2 separate regions of the Homo sapiens genome follow, and region 1 is linked to region 2. The links are chromatin loops, found by intact Hi-C in ENCODE. Cell type or tissue: A673. All regions are shown on one strand. Links, peaks and the distances in the headings refer to the core of each region. The heading gives the core; the rest is flanking DNA. Region 1 holds the start of PAX8 (paired box 8). Region 2 overlaps PSD4 (pleckstrin and Sec7 domain containing 4).

What was found. Peaks named below come from ENCODE experiments on the same cell type or tissue, not always from the same donor. Only the 100,000 strongest peaks of a DNase experiment are listed, where the experiment ranks them.
Region 1: it touches region 2 in a loop (2.2-fold over the local background); 6 of 110 quality-filtered maps call a loop at or near these places.

What each region holds. Positions count from the first base shown.
Region 1 is chr2:113,278,889-113,287,149 of GRCh38, forward strand. PAX8 (paired box 8) reads right to left here and starts at 33. Exons shown (of 12, transcript NM_003466.4): 1 at 1-33. RefSeq lists a promoter at 1-635. In A673, for the core only: a CTCF peak has its summit at 4,452; a DNase peak (open chromatin) is centred at 5,253; H3K27ac peaks cover 676 bases.
Region 2 is chr2:113,199,492-113,207,812 of GRCh38, forward strand. It overlaps PSD4 (pleckstrin and Sec7 domain containing 4), which reads left to right. Exons shown (of 17, transcript NM_012455.3): 17 at 1,667-8,321. The coding sequence ends at 1,924. Among named protein-coding and RNA genes, the nearest start is that of PSD4, 30 kb to the left of the region's middle. RefSeq lists enhancers at 4,394-4,443, 4,784-4,833. In A673, for the core only: CTCF peaks have their summits at 911, 3,243 and 4,593; DNase peaks (open chromatin) are centred at 3,190 and 4,630; H3K27ac peaks cover 470 bases.

The DNA of each region.
Region 1 (8,261 bases), core at 1-8,000, 79 kb after region 2:
CCGGTGTCTCTCCTCCTTCTGAAGTTTGTTCCCATCCACCCGGCATCACCGACCGGTTTTATCCCGCTGAGGCCCTGGGAGATGGGTCTGGCGAGGCTCGTAGGCCGCGGATTGGCTGGCTGGGTGCAGGGGGGTGCGGGAAGGGGAGGATTTTGCAAGGGGGACATGGCTGAGTGGACTCAGGAGTTAGAAACATTCGCTGGGAGCTTCTGTTTCCAGCGGAGGGAAGAGGGAGGCAGCTGAGCCCTAACTCAGCAGGCCTGGAAATATTGGAGGAGTGGGGAACAGAGGCCTAGGAGCCTGAGGATGAGGTTCTCTGGGTCCTCCTGGGTCACTGACCACCAGAAGTGAGAGGGATGGTCTCTGTAGGATGCCCTCCTTGCCCCCTGTCTCCCCTGGTTTGCTCACCAGGAAGCAGCCTTTTCTTTTGTAAAAGGAAGGAGGGAACTTCTGTTTTATGCCTGATTCTTTAGGTAGAGCCTGCTTTCGGGGCTGTAGGCAAGATGCTATTACCTTCTCACCACAGCTATGACCTCTTCCAGGGAAGAATCCTGAGCAGCACCTGAAGCCATTCCCTCTGTTCTACACAGATAGCGTTCACACCCTTGCATTGTCAGGCTAACAAAATTGTCACATAACCCATTCCACAGCAACTCCTCGCCTCTCTCCTCTGGAACACACACGCAGCCACCTGCCCTCTTTCTTGCTCCTTGAGGATTTTGAACTTGGAAGAAGAGTTCAGGGGAAGGGCATTGAGGGCCTAGACTTCATCTCTGTGTGGAAAGGCCTTAGAAAGGAACAGGACTGAGCTGACCTCTGGCCTGGTCTGTAGGAATCAATAGCCTCAGCAATATGGGGGCCTGGGTGTGGTTAAGAAGGGGTCCACTGGTGGGAATGATGGCAGGGTTGGTGAGCCCTGGGACCGAGCAGAGCTGCCTGGCACCTCTTTACCTTAGTGATGGCAAAAGCTGCCCCCTCCTTCCTCATAGTTCTCTCAGTCGGGGAACCGGGGTACACGTAAGATTGTGAGTGGGTATGAGTGAGCAAATGTCCTGGAACACTGGCAGGCCTGGGGGTCAAGGCCTGGATGCTCCTCCAATCTTTGGCCAGACCTCTGGACTCAGGATTACAGTCTAGAGGACAGCCATGCCCTTTTCAGTGATGGCTCTGCAGGCCTGGTGGGGTTGTTCTGGGACAGGAGGCTAAGAAGCCAGTGGGAGGGGGGCAAGGAAGGTGCAGGGGAAACTGGGATATTCAGGGGGATTGGATGTGTGTGTGTGTGTGTGTGTGTGTGTGTGTATGCACATATGTACACGTGTGTGAAAACACATGAACTATTTTTCTGAATTAAAAAAGTTTTCTCTTTCATGTCAATCCACAACCTCCTTCCACCCAGTCTTTCTCATTTCTCAATTTAGGAGAAATGAATCATCTTGTGAAAAAAGAGAGAAGAAGATGTGTATCCCTACATGTTTCCTCCACATTTGCAAAGAGGGGCTGTAAACAAAAATAGTTGGTGCTTCATCATTTTAAATCTTTCTCTAAAATTGTAATTTTAAATATCTCTGTGGTTTTCAAAGCTCCAGATCCCTAACTTCTCTGGCAGTCCCTCCCAGAGAGAGACAATCCAAGGGTGTTGGGATGGAAATGGATCTTGGCATAGGTCCTCCGGACCCCATGGGCCAGTTTGCTGCCCTGGATTGTGTCCTGCTGCAGGGGAGGTGTGGAGTGTGGCAGCCACAGCAGAAACTCTCTTTGTCCACCCAGGATTCCCTCCCACCAGGGAGGCAATGCTCCAGGGTGAATCTAATACGCCCTCATTTCAAACAGCTCTGACAACCTTAGAGATTCTACCCAATCTAAGGTTCTGATACGTACCAATAACCATTGACTCTCATGCAATCATTCTTGCCTGTGCACATCTTTTCTGCCCAAGCAATGAACCCTCTCCCTTTCCTATCCCCTTTTTGGGCAAAATTTCTTAGAGGACAAATCCAGCAAGTTATCAGAACATTCCTGTCCCATGTATAAATTTATCTTTAAAATTTCATTTCAAGGTAAAAACAATGTGCACTGTTCAAGGTTACTCCTCAGGGAAAAACACACCCCACACCTTGACAGTACCTCTTCTCCAGACTGCAGGTGACATAGCAGGTGACCAGAAGACTCAGCAGAGAAGATCTAGGACGAGCAAGAAGTGAGAATGCAGTGAACTTCTGCTGCAGAGATAAACACAGGCCTCCTGGACTGACCCTGCTTCTAATTAGAATCAGAAATCAGGCCTGGGTTCCTTGGTACTTCCTAATTCTCTGAGACCAAGGCCAAGGAAATGTCATTAACTGGTGCTTTAACTCTGTCTCTTTGGCATCAGTCTCCTCCTCTGCAAAACGAAAGGTTTGAAATACATATATTTTTAAAATCACCTATTATCACAGTATTTTTTCAAACTTAAAATCCATGATGCTTTTAGTTAAGAATAAAAATCATATGCCTTCCTATGATGATATTTGAAATTTTAAAATAAATTTGCACTGTGACTAATAGACTTTCAATGGGACTTTTAGAACTCTTTTTTTTTTCTTCTAGACTTAGTCTCACTCTGTCACCCAGGCTGGAGTGCGGTGGCATGATCTCGGCTCACTACAACCTCCACCTCCTGGGTTCAAGTGATTCTCCTGCCTCAGCCTCCCGACTAGCTGGGGCTACAGGTATGCATCATCATGCCTGACTAATTTTTTATATTTTGGTAGAGACGGGGTTTCACCACATTGGCCAGGCTGGTCTCGAACTCCAGACCTCAAGTGATCCGCCTGCCTCAGCCTCCCAAAGTGCTGGGATCACAGGCATGAGCCACTGTGCCTGGCCAGGCCTTAGAACTCACTTTTTAAAATGAATACCTCATTTGCCAACTTTTCTTCTCAGGCTTGAGGCCCATAAGGCTTTTGTGGCAATATTATCAACTGGCAACTAGTTATAATTTTTTTAAACTCAGTGTTTTTTTGAGAAAATGTAATTCATTGCCAATATCAAAATACAGAAGTAGAGACGAGAGACTAACTCTGCCTTGCCTTTGAAAATGCAAGAGATCTGGCCGCAGATCTGAGCGTTTCTTTGTGGAAATGAACATTCTTTCAGGTTTAACATTCCAACAATCCTAGGTAATTGCCTAACTACAGTGGTTTTTGAATTTGCATAATATCCCACAATTTGTTTAATTCTATGCTGATCTGCTGAGCCTTCAAAAGATGTTCTTTCTTTTCTGGACTCAGCTGTAATGCACTGGGCTGGTGGTAGGGTAATAAAGTGCCCTGGTTTGCCCTGGACGAAAACCAACAGTGTTTTCTAGATGCGAGTTAAAACTGGGACTTTCCCGGGCAAATCAGGATGAATTGGTCATCCTAGCTGATTAGAGTGTGGGAGTGGGATGGTTTGGGGGTCTTTTATAAGCTGCCGTGTTTCAACTGACTATTGGGTGGGTGATTGTTTGCACACTTGGGTCATTCTACCTGCTGGCTCAGGTGACTGAGACCCTTGAACTCCAGTAGGTCCATGAGCTCTTCCTCTTACTCCTATGTACCCTGGTTTCTCTGGGCACAATGCCCAGAGACCAGCCTCGAGGGAAGACCACTGCTCCCAACAATCCTCCTGGCTTACTTGCCACCATGCCACTTCCCCTACGTAACGAACCATTGTTGGGACTAAAGTACATCCCTTCAGGAAGAAAACAGCAGCTCTCTACTTTGCATCAGAGGTGAGTGTTCCAGCCCTAATTGTGTAGAATGGGATGATTTCTTCTGCCCGAACCTCAGTTTCCCCTTCTGCATGATGTGGATATAGACGGGGGGCTGGGGAGGGTCAGACCCACCTCGTAGCTTTGTTGTGAGGACGAATAAAATTATGAATGTGAAGGCCCTTTGAAAACTACACCTCTGTACAAAAGTTAATTATTATTAGACAACAAAGGCAGAGGAATACATCCAAAGAGGGCAAAGTTAAAATGTCCCTAAAGTTTTGCTGTGGAAGTCGGTTCCTTTAATCCTTTCCCAAAGGAGCCTTGGAGAGGAAAGGGCCAGTGAGCCCGTGCCTGTGGGTGCAGGCGTGGGTGCAAGGGTAGCAGTGGGGCAGGGGTGTCTGTGAGGGCAGCAATTAACATTCGTTGACCCAGAGAGAGGGGAGAGTCAATGGCAGAAGGCCAGCACCCCAGCAGAACTTCCAGCAGCGACTTCATCATTTTGCAGAGGGCAGAAGTGTTCAGGGCACTGGCAGTTTTCGCTCCACCCTCTCCCCTCACAGACTTGCCCAATCCTGCCGAAGCCACGTGGGATTTCAACCCTGTCCCTGCACTCAGGAAATGGCCGACAGCCTGCCCTGGGGCCTCCTGGTGGCAGTGCCTGAAAATCAATCATTAATTATTCCAGGTTCTCCACCTCCCTAGGCTTTGAAAACTCAGAAATAGAAATATAGGTCCTGGCAGGTGAAAGGAAAAGAGCCACTGGTTGGGCTGCCGAGGGCAGTTTGGAAGAAACCACTGGTGGCATTTGTCCAGTTGGTTTGGGTAGGGATGTGTCCTGGGCACTTGTCCCTTGGGCTCTTTGCCCACCCCACAGCCTTTGGCAGCAGTTGCCTGGGCTTCTGGAAGGAGACCCTGGTACTTACAAATGGGTGGAAAAAAAACTTCCTGGGGACACAAAAAGGAAGGTGACAGAGGGAGATAAAAGGATTGACGTACACAGCTCAATTTTTTTCTCTAGTAATCATAGTTTTTTTTTTTTTTTTTTTTAAGTTAGAAAAAATGAGCTAGACCCTTTTGGCAACCCATCTTGCAGATGAGGAAACTGGATTCTAGGGAAGGTAAGTAGAGAGCAAGGCCACCCAGCTAGCAGACAGCCAACTAGGTGGCCAAATAAAGCACCAGTGACTCAGGCTTTGCCTTAAATATTATAAATTCTACTCACTTCAGCCTAGTTTTTGCTACTCTCCACACCTGCCCCTTCCCCTCAGGAAGGAAGTTTCTGGAACCCAGGGAGTGGCCAGGGTGAGGTCAGACCCCCAAGGCTGGAAAACTTTCCTACCACGGGAGAGGAGAGCAGCTCACCAGGCAGGAATGCCCTCCCCTCAGCTAGGCCCCTGTGGTCCAGCCCAGAGCAGCAGGAGTCAGGACGCAGGAATCCTCTCAGACCAGTGCCAGGGCCCTGGAGTGGCTGCCTTCCTGACAGCTGTTCTTGGGGAAGTGCCAAGGAAAAAACCCAGGCCCAGGGCTTTTCATCAGATTCAGGGTTGGCTTTTGTTCTTTATGGCCTTGGAATGCCAGCAGTTCCTGCTGTGGGCACAAACCACGGAATAGGGCCTATCCTCCCCAGCTCCTGGCAGTGCCCAGGGGCCTGGTGAAGGGACCAGAGACTCTGCAGGTTTGAGTGGGGCAAGGGAACGAGGTTGAGGCATAGAGAAGATTCAAGAGATCTAACTGGCCTTTTGCTTACCCCAGGAGGGCTTCTGGCACATTCTGAGTGCAGTAAACTTGGGTGCTTCGCCCACTCCTTCATGGGGCTAGGCTCACTACAGGGCTGTGTCCTCTTGTGTCATGTTGTGGACCACACAGTGCCTGCCTTCCCTGCATCTGAAGGAGCAGACTTGAGGGCTTAGGGGTCTGGAGCCCCGTTTTCCTTTCTATGCTTCAGTGGCTATCCTTGCTACTCATGGCCCCCACACCAGGGTGGACATACCATTACCCCAAGAGAATGCTAAGCATGGTATTTCCTTCTAATAACAACAGTTACTACTACTGTTATTTACTAAGTATTACTTAATGCCAGGAACTGTGGAGTGCCTTATACACAGCCCCATTTATCTTTCACAACACCCAGTGAAGCCAGGGCTTTAAGGCAACTGGGCCACAGAGGGTGCTCTGGGTCACCCAATTGCTGAGCAGCAGAAGCAGGATCTGAACTCAGGTCCATCTAACACCTGAACCAGCATTCTCTTCACTACCCTATGGAGTAGCTCCAAGGCATGGACAACTGTAATAACTCCAAGGAAGCATTAGAATAAACTAGAAAATAAACTTAAAAAACAGTGTCAGTGTTAGGGGCCACTAGTGGACTGTTGAGAAGAAGCTTGACCCCAGTAACGAGACGTGTGATTTTTAGGCCCACAGGGTGGGTAGGTAACTGAAAGGATGTAAAGGAAATCAAAGGCTGGGATCATGGTGAATCCCATCGCTCTCCGACTGAACTCCTACTGTGCTTGCAAAGCACAGACACAGAACACACTTGTGGCAAGAATGAGTGAGTCATCCATTTACACATTTTCTAAACTTGTTTTAAAATTCTTTCTATTTTTAGGCCTACCATATTTTATGTCACATAGCGTTTCCTATTATTTGTTCCAAACACCACTCCTTTGAACCTCCTGGAGTGTGCTGTGTCCGTGGTAATTTCTGTTCACTTTGTCCACATTCCCTGCACTTTATAGATTTTGATCCCATCTGCTCTGAGATTTTATTTTTTTAAGTAGAATCACTTGCTCCAGTGAAGATGGCCTAGAGTCTTGAGAGAATGATTTTTTTCCTATTTGGGGTCTGGTACACTTTCTTCCATAATGCAGAGAGACCATAGGGGTCACACTGCTGGGCTGGGAATCTGGTGGCCAAAGCCGGAACCCTGGCACATTCTCATACTGGCTGTGTGACCTTGTGCCAATCACTCAACTTCTCTGAGCCAGAGTTTCTATGTCTGAAGACTGAGACTAATAATGGTACTTCTCTCGTAAGATATTATGATATTTAAGGCAGACAAAGTGTTTGTAGCACAGTGAGTGCTCAATAAACGTTAGTGGCTGAAAGTCGAACTAGCCACAAGAAAGATGTCAGAGAAGCATTGCTCATGGACCTTGGTGTGGTGTCACAGTCATTATACCAGGGATACCGAGAGAGAGAGAGGTCCCAAAAATGGCAGCGGGGCAAGGCGGCTGGGGAGAAGGGGCAATGAGGGCAACCTGAGGAGGTGGTCTCTCAGGTGTGAGTGAGCTGATTCCTCCCTTCCATCCTGGATCTGAGTGTGCACTCTCTGGGGCTCAGGAGTCTGCTCTTACGGTGTCCAAGACTACAGTCACAGACAAGAGCCTACTCCAGCAGCTCAATGGGCTGCCAAGTTCTACTGTCTGAGAACCCTCTGAGTTCTGAGAGAGTGTTGCATGCTACCAGAGACCTGTGGCTCTGGAGAGCAGAATCCAGAATAGAAGACACCATTCCCATGGCTTCCAGAGCCATGGCATTCCAGGCTCAGTTTCCCCATGAACCCAGGAGGTGGAGGTTGCAGTGAGCCAAGATAGTGTACTCCACAAAAAAAGATTGTTCTGTAATGAACTGTATGCATAAATATTTTCCTGGAGAGATGAGAAGTGACAAATGGAACTGTGGGAGTACAGGTTGGGCACCTTTAGAATGAATATGGACAAGTTGGCTTCCCTTAAACCTAGTCTGTCTTGTCTTTTTGCAGCTTTTGAATATCCCTTTAAAGATTAAAGGTAAGCAGGTAGGGAAGTGTAAGAAGGGAGTACCTGGAGAGATTCCCCAGTCCAGGGCCATTGCCATTTTCCAGGCAGTGACCAAGGTGTACAGAAGTTTAGGATGCGCGTCCTGACTAGGTAATGCTCCTGCTCCTGAAAGGAGCCTTGACTGCCCACAGGTAACCAGGAAATAAAGAGAGGGTACACGTCGACCCCCTGAGATCCTCAAGCCACTTTGACAGGTCAAATTAGGTGACTGAGTTCAGTCTTATGGTTTCTTGTTCAGGATTCAAGAGATAGCTGTACTGCCATGTTTGAAACTTAGTCTCTCCATTCTAGAGCCCAAGGATTTGTGAGTTCTGGAAAGCACCCTGGACTCAAAGTCAGAGAGACCTGGGCTCGTGATACCGCCCTGCTCTGAGCAGTGTGACCTCAAATTCTCAGGTTTCTCACACTTAGTAAAACTATACATGTAACAGCCACATCTCATTAGCAGGGTGACATGAAAATGATTTGTTAACTATTAAGAAATGGAGAAAAGTAAGCGATGAGGCAATTATGATGATCAATATAGGGCCATAGTTCCTTTACCAGGACAGCCCTTTCTATTTTCCTGTCTTCCTCTCCTTTGATGTATTTAGCTGTACAAGCATTTACTGAGCATCTACTAAGTGCTGGACTATCTACTAGGACCTGGGAACACAGTGGTGACTGAAACAAGAACCATGTCCTCATGGAACAAATAAACAGATCCT
Region 2 (8,321 bases), core at 322-8,321:
TCTGGAAACACCCATAGCAGATGTTATTTTACAGTTTTCTTTTCTCCTAAGAGTATATTTGGCTTTTCCCAAGTTGAAGGGAAAACTGTATTTCAGCTCAACTGTTCCTTCTAATACCTACCAAATATTAATAGGTAGTATGGATGGAGCTTGTCTTCCTTGCATGGATTGTCTCATTCAATTAACAGCTCTGGGTAGGTCCTGTTATCCTCATTTTACAGATGAGGAAACTGAGGCACAGAGAAATTAAACTACTCTTCCAAATCTGGTAAATTTACATGCTGCTCTAAATGCCCCGTTTATGGTCTTAACTAAGAAATGACCGTGTTTTTTTGTTTTTGTTTTTGTTTTTGAGACAAAGTCTCGCTCTGTCGCCCAGGCTGGAGTGCAGTGGCTCGATCTCAGCTCCCTGCAACCTCCGCCTCCCAGGTTCAAGCGATTCTCCTGCCTCAGCCTCCCGAGTAGCTGGGATTACAGGTGTGAGCCACCACACCTGGATAAGTTTTGTATTTTTAGTAGAGACAGGGGTTCACCATGTTGGCAAAGCTGGACTTGAACTCCTGGCCTCAAGTGGTCTGCCTGCCTCAGCCTTCCAAAGTGCTGGGATTACAGGTGTGATCCACTGCCCCGGCCAGTAATGACTTTGTTGACTCTACAGCCCATGTTGAAATGTTTTATCCCTTAGTCTCCCCCAACCCTCACCCATCCACCCACACTCCCCAATTCTGCTTTGGTGTGACGTCAGTTCATCTGGGATCCTAACACTGGGTGCCTGCTTCAGGGATCCTGGGTGCCTGCTTAGGGTGAGGGCCCACTGGGCAGGAAGGGTAGGTGAATGCAATGTGAAAATAGAGGGAATCAGAGGCCACCCAGAGGCAGAGACCAGGAAGTGGGAGTCAACATCGCCTCCTGCCTGTCCCCGCTGTGCCCGCATGCAGCCCTCTGCCTGTCTTTCAAGGTCCCAGGCTATCCCTTGGCTTGTTGGTTGTATCCATGGCTGTGAACTCCCCACTTCTCAGAGGCCTCAGGGTGTGGCTGTGAGGACCCAACCTCTTCCTCCCACTGACCAGCTGGGACCTTTAACAAGTCACCAGCCCTCCCTTCCGCAATGATTTGTCCCCTCCCAGGGCTGGCATGAGGATCCAATGGGATGGAGGGTGAGGAAGCACTTTGTAAACTGGAAACCATATCCCAAGGATGCTAGCTGCAGGGGCCTCAGGAGTACAGTGTTAAGTAGATGAGGGTAGTTAGCATCATGCTCCACAGATGCCAATTGTTAAAATGCTATTTAGACCCAATTAGGGCTGTACAGATGTGAGCTGTTTGTGTGTAGGGCTGCAAAGATCTCAGGCATAGTGGGTGACACATCTTTTAGTGCCTCAAAGATGGAACATGGCATAGAGATGTTAGTTACAGCACTCCAAGGGGTTGGTTATTATTAGAACAGGGCTGGGCTGATATGTGTCATTATAATACTATCCAGAGGTGTGCTCTGCAGTCTGCTTATCCAAGCATTATACTGACACTCACGGTTGGTCCAGCCCTCTTTCTGTCGAGGTCTGTATCGCCATAGCTTCATGTACCTGTGAGCTGTCCCTCACGATTCTAGCCTCCTCCCAACCTGGAGCCAGGATGGTGCTAAGGTGGTGGGGCCTGTGTGTTGCAGAAAACCCGCTACGAGACCTACGTGCAGCTGCTGGTGGCCCGCCTGCACTGCCCCTCTGATGCTCTGGACCTGTGGGAGGAGCAGCTGGGGAGGGAAGCTGGAGGCACTCGGGAGCCCAAGCTCAGCCTGAAGAAGTCCCACTCGAGCCCGTCCCTGCACCAGGATGAGGCTCCCACCACGGCCAAGGTGAAGCGCAACATCTCAGAGCGCAGAACCTACCGGAAGATCATCCCTAAGCGGAACCGCAATCAGCTGTGAAGCCAGCACCACCTCAGAGACACTGTTCCCTGCTCCAGGGTAGACCTGAGATGAACCTCCCTGGAGGAGACTTATTTCAATGAGTCCACCATGACGGATGAGGCACCTCCTTTCCCTGCTGAAGGACAAACCTTGTTTCCCTGTGGCCCTCATTCTTGTGCTCCCTGAAGCTTTCCTAATATTGCTGTGCTCCCCACCACCCCCATGGCAGTCCCTCCGCAGCCCCAGTCCCTGGCCACGCCCAAGGGAAGAGGGAGGTGAGGACTTGACTTTCCTCCCAGAGCTCAGCCCATGTCACCCTCCAGGCCCCAGAATCCAGAGTGGCCTCATTTCCTAGACTTGCTGAGAACTCAGCACTTGTTTGAGAACCAGTGCTTATGTGGTGTGCCCTTGGCTTCTGGGGGAGAGCTTGGGGCAGCAGAGGCCCCTGGGCAGCCCAGCCAGGGGAGCCACAGCCCCAAGGATGGTCTTGCTCTGGGAATTAGGTGACCTTCCTGGGGAGGCCCCAGGAGAGTGAATCAGGGACTCTTGAGAAATTCCTAACCAGCCTCCTGTGACCCAGGGAGCAGGGTCGCTAAGGTCCTGCCCACTGAGGGGACAGCCTTCTGGGCAGGGACCTCGGGGGGCTTCAAGGGCTCTGCACGGCTGTGGGGCCCTGTGCCTTTGTCTCCTTGTGTCTCCTTTCCCCCGAAGTAGATGAAACAGTCTCACATACCCAACTGCTCATCAACAGAGCAGAGCTGATGGCATGAGTGAGGGCTGGGCGGGGTGGGGCCTCCAGAGCTTTGCAGGGAACCCTGGAACCCTAGGAACAAGGAGCCTTTGTTCCAACAGAGCAGAGAAGGAGGTTCTCTATGTTCAGACCACTGGAGAGGATAGAGAGGTAAAAGGTGGCGACAGTTTCCCTTAGGGGTCTGCCTGGCAGGAGCCACAGCTCAGGAGAGTTGTGAGGGATGGGACGGAGGCTGGCGACCAGGCGAGGCCTAGGCCAGGCTCGGGAGACTTTTCTGTGCTCCTTTCTACACATGCCTTAAACCTTCCTTCCTGTGGGGTGCCTGGACCCCTTCCCCATCTCTGGCAGCTCAGAGGGTCTCTGCTGCTCTCCCCTGGGAAATCCCCTCATCCTGCCCTCTGGCTGCCTCCCAGCTGGGCTTGTTCTCTGAGGGAGGTTCCGGAGACTCATGGACTTGGGGCTCTGCCTGTAGGAAGGAGGCTGGGCCGGAGGGACCAGCCACCATTGTCTCTGTTCAGCCAAGTGTGCAAGTAGGCTGCCCGCCAAGAGGGGGCCTCTGCTACCCGCTGCTGCCTGCCGGCTGACACACTGCCTCCCCAGCCTTCCTGCTAGGCCACCCTCCTCCCTTCCCATGCTTGTAACCAGCTCTGGGGCTTGCACCTCCACAAAGTAAGGTTGGCCCTTGGAGGCCATGTTTGGGTCTCCGGCCAGGGCCTAGGGCTAGGCCATGCACCCAATGGGTGCACAATAAATAACAGGTCAACAAAGAGGGAGGTGTGTCAGTGTGTGAGGAAGGGAGGTCAGGCAGCTAGGACCACCTGCAGTGTGGCAGGCTTCATCCCTCTTTGCTCCAAGTGTGTATGTGTGTCTGTGCATGTGTGTAGTGTCTGTGTCTGTGTGTTCATGCATATGCAGGAGTCACACGGTCATAGGCCATCAAAGCTGGAGGAGACCTCAGAATCATTCATTCACCTACTTGCTCATTTATTCATTCATTCATTTTGCAGATAATATGGGACGCTTTCTATGTGCCAGTACCAGGGGATTCACAAATGAATTAAACATGTCCCTGACTCCATGAGTTGACAATCTTGCCCACTGGTTTCCTGCTCTCAGTTTACAGAGGCACTTTTATCTTGCTGGGGAAGTGTGCTGAAAAGACACATTCCCAGCCCACACCCAGGGATGCTGATTCAGTCAGCCTGGGTCAGAGGGATAGATAAATATGTTTAAAGCTCCTTGGGTAATTCTGATGTGTAAGTAGCAGTTAGCTGCAGTAGAGTCCAATTGCCTCATTTGATTGAAGTGGAATCCCAGCATCAAGTGGACATGACTTTTGGCCCAAGACTGATGCTTACAAACTAAGTGGAGTAGGTTATTTGACCTCACTGAACATGCATCCTTTTTTTTTTTTTTTTTTTTTTTTTTTTTTGGAGACGGAGTTTCGCTCTTGTAACCCAGGCTGGAGTGCAATGGTGTGATCTTGGCTGACTGCAACCTCCACTGAATCAAGCGATTCTCCTGCCTCAGCCTCCCAAGTAGCTAGGATTACAGGCGTGTGCCACCACGCCCGGCTATTTTTTGTATTTTTAGTAGAGATGGGGTTTCGTCATGTTGGCTAGGCTGGTCTCGAACTCCTGACCTCAGGTAGTCTGCCTGCCTCGGCCCCCCAAAGTGCTGGGATTACAGGCGTGAACCACCACACCTGGCCTATGCATCCTTATTTCTAAAACCATGATAAAAGGTGAAAGTCTGAATGCATGTGTGTGTGACACTTTGATGCTCCTTTGCTCATGTAGAACCGGCACCTCTCTTTCACCTGAGCACGTGGAATCTTCAGAGCCAGATGATGGTGGCTGCCTGGCCTGCCATAGTCAATGCTGCCCAGGCACCTCTGCCTGGAGGGTCTGGGTTGTGGGCTGCAGTTATGACATGTGACCACTTGGAGGCAGGCTTGCATCTTTCTAGCTTCTGGCTGCTCAGGTGTCCTGCTGTGGAGCTGAGCTGTGCTCCCTGAAAGGCAGGAAGTTATTATGTGTGCCCCTGTGCCATCACCGAACCAGGACCTTCAACTTCGTAAAACCCACAGTGGCCTGGGCCAGGACTCCCACCATCTAGGGAAGCCTCTCCTAGGGAAAAGACTGGGGCTCTGACATCTTCCTGCAGATGGAGAGAAAGAAAGACATCTCAGAAGTCTATGGGGACAGCCTACAGCTCCCCACAGGGTTGCTCCAGGTAACGCTGGAAGGTGAAAGCTGAGCAGGCTCCAGTCCCCATCCTAGGTATGGAACAGATCAAACCACCACAGGCCTATGTCTGACCTTGTTCCCACCCCATGCTCCTCTCCCACCTGTGTCCTTCTCTTTGCAGGAGAAGGGACAGACAGAGGTTCTCAGTGATGAGCTCAGGCTCTGGAAGGGCACTTGAAGTTTGGCTTTAGTTCTTCCTTTCCCATATAGGGGAGCTCAGCTTCCAGGGTCCTGGGCCTGCTGTGACCCAGGTTGTTACTCCTGATATAACTGCTTCCTGGGCTCTCATGATCTCAGCTGAGCCTGGCTTTCTGCTGATGATATTTGTTTGTTGCTTGCCAGGCACCAGGGTAGATAAAAAGATCACCAAGACCCGCACCTTTTTCCTTAGGAGGGTCTGAGTCTTCAGGAGACGGAGACATATGGAATGTGTCGGGGTTGGAAGGAGCAGGACTGGAGGGTCGGGGTGAGGGGGGCAGAGGGAAACAGGGCCGTCAGGGTGGCCTGAGGCCAGATCATACAGGGTCTCCAATGCAGCCAAGGAGAGTGGCTTTTTGTGAATGTGCAGTGCAACTTTTTTTTTTTTTTGAGACAGAGTCTCGCTCTGTTGCCCAGGCTGGAGTGCAATGGTGCGATCTCAGCTCACTGCAACCTCCGCCTCCTGGGTTCAAGAGATTCTCCTTTCCCAGCCTCCCAAGTAGCTGGGATTACAGGCATGCACCACCATGCCCAGCTAATTTTGTATTTTTTAGTAGAGACAGGGTTTCACCATGTTGGTCAGGCTGGTCTCAAACTCCTGACCTCAAGTGATCCAGCTGCCTCGGCCTCCCAAAGCATTGGGATCACAGGCGTGAGCCAACGTGCCTGGCCAGTGCAGTGCAATTTTTAAAGAGAAGAGTGCCAAGCTCAGGGCTTGGAGGACAGCCTAGGGATTTTGTTTTAAGAAGATGAGCTGGGCGCGGTGGCTCATGCCTGTAATCCCAGCACTTTGGGAGGCTGAAGCGGGCGCATCACCTGAGATCAGGAGTTCGAGACCAGCCTGGCCAACGTGGTGAAACCCAGTCTTTACTAAAAATACAAAAAATAGCCGGGCATGGTGGCACATGCCTATAATCCCAGCTACTCAGGAGGCTGAAGCAGGAGAATGGCTTGAACCCAGGAGGCGGAGGTTGCAGTGAGCTGAGGTTGCGCCATTGCACTCCAGCCTGGGTAACAGAGCGAGACTCTGTCGAAAAAGAAAAAAAAGATGAAATGCCTTGAAAAAGTAAGGCCAATGGGTAGGGTCAGAATATGGCCTGCAAATGCACTGTACTATTTGTGTAACTTATATGTAAATCTGAAATTATTTCAAAATAAATACAAAAAGAAAAAAAGGCAATATCCCAGAACCTTGTGAAAACCTGGCCGTAGCAGGTCCTTTTTCCTCCTGCTGAGCTGAGCAGGCATGCTCACAGATCCTCAAGGTTTCTTGAATGGCTACTGTCCTCCCCACTGGCCCCTCTGCCAACACCTCTGCCCCTCAGCTTTTCTGATGCCCATGCCCCCTCACCAGCTAACTGTGGCTTGCACCTTTACCTGTTCCCTTCATTTTCCCTTCTCCAGAGGAAGAGGTGCTCTCCACAAGCCTGTGACCAACTGTTCCCCTCAGCCGGCACACTGGCTCCTCTTCTCCTGCCTGCCACAGACCTCTCTCCTTCATGGGCCCACTGGGGCTCTTTGAGCCTATTCTCTACCCCCTTCATTATCATGCCTTGCAAACACCATCATGAGCAAAAATCAAAGCTGGTGTTAGACTCTCTTGCTTTCCATAGCTGACCCTGGCTTCCCTGCTTTCTGTGATGAATTCACGGTATGTGTGGGCTTTGCCAACTGTTCCCAGCCCTTACCAGGTTCCCATTCATACCTGGCTCTAATTCACACCTTACAAATCGGCGTCCACCCCACCTTTGCCTGAAATGGCACCTCCTAGGGCAATTGATGGCTGCAGTCATCAACTCTGATGCCTTCTCAGCCTTCTTCCGCCATCACCTCTCAGCGACCTTTGGCCTTGATAGCTATGTGATCATCTACCAGACCCTGCACCCAGGCTCAGCCTGATCTTGCCCCAGTGGCCAGGCCCTTGAGTGGGACTGCCGGGAATTGAGTCCAGCTTTTCTAGCCATCTGACCGTGGCCAGTTAGCCTCTTATGTTCTGTTTGCTTCTCTATAAAATGGGGATAATAACACTACTTATGTCACAAGGTCCTCATGAAGATTAAGTGAAATTATGCACGTAAACATCTCAGAACAATGCCTGGCACAGAAGGGACACCTGTGAGGTTAGCTATTAATTCATAGCCTCACCAGACTTACCCCACGTCTGCTCCCCTCCTCCTTTGGGCTCTGGCTTAGGCTCTGCCCTCATGCATGCCATCCTGCTTGGATGCTGGGTAGCTTTGCACTTGGCTCTGCCTTGGCCTGCAAATAACAAATCTGAGCTCAAATGAGCTTTAGCAGAAAAGGACTTTGATTGGCTCCAATAGCTGAATAATCTGTATCCAGGTCAGGTGAGGCTTCATCTCGGGCTTCACTCTGATTCAAGGCCCCTTTTCTCTCTTGTTCTTTTGGGGGCTCCATCTCCCAGGCCTATGAGCAGGAACAACCCTCATGCTTCCAAGATGGCCCCAGGAACTCTCAAGATCCATTTTCTTGGTGCAAATATAGCAGAAAGTGACTCTCTGCTTCCTGGAAGTTTCAAACTCAAATCCAGGAATAGTCTCCTGTAGCAGCCTGCCTTGGGCCGTGTGCCCATATCTGAGCCAGTCACTAGAGCCAGGGGTTTAAGGAGATCAGAGTCCACTTCTGGAGAGGATGAGAGTGAAGTCAGCACCACCAAAACATAGGGACCAGCTGTGGAGAAATTGTGAGTACTGGAAGGACAGGATAGGAGGAATGGATGATGGGGAGAAAACCGACTAATATGCAGATGCCCTTTCCTCCAAGAGGCCTTCCCTAAGTCTTCCTCCTTCAGTTTCTATTACATGAAACTCTGTAACTCTCCTCTCCTCTCTCCTCTTCTTTTTTTTTTTTTTTTTTTTGAGATGGAGTCTTGCTCGGTCGCCCAGGCTGGAGTGCGGTGGCATGATCTCGGCTCACTGCAAGCTCTGCCTCCCGAGTTCACGCCATTCTCCTGCCTCAGCCTCCCGAGTAGCTGGGACTACAGGCGCCCGCTACCATGCCCGGCTAATTTTTTTGTATTTTTAGTAGAGACGGGGTTTCACCGTGTTAGCCAGGATGGTCTCAATCTCCTGATCTTGTGATCCGCCTGCCTCAGCCTCCCAAAGTGCTGGGATTACAGGCGTAAGCCACCACGCCCCGGCCCTCTTCATTTCTTTTTGCCTCTCTGCTTCCAGAGCAACATAAACTCCCTGTGGGC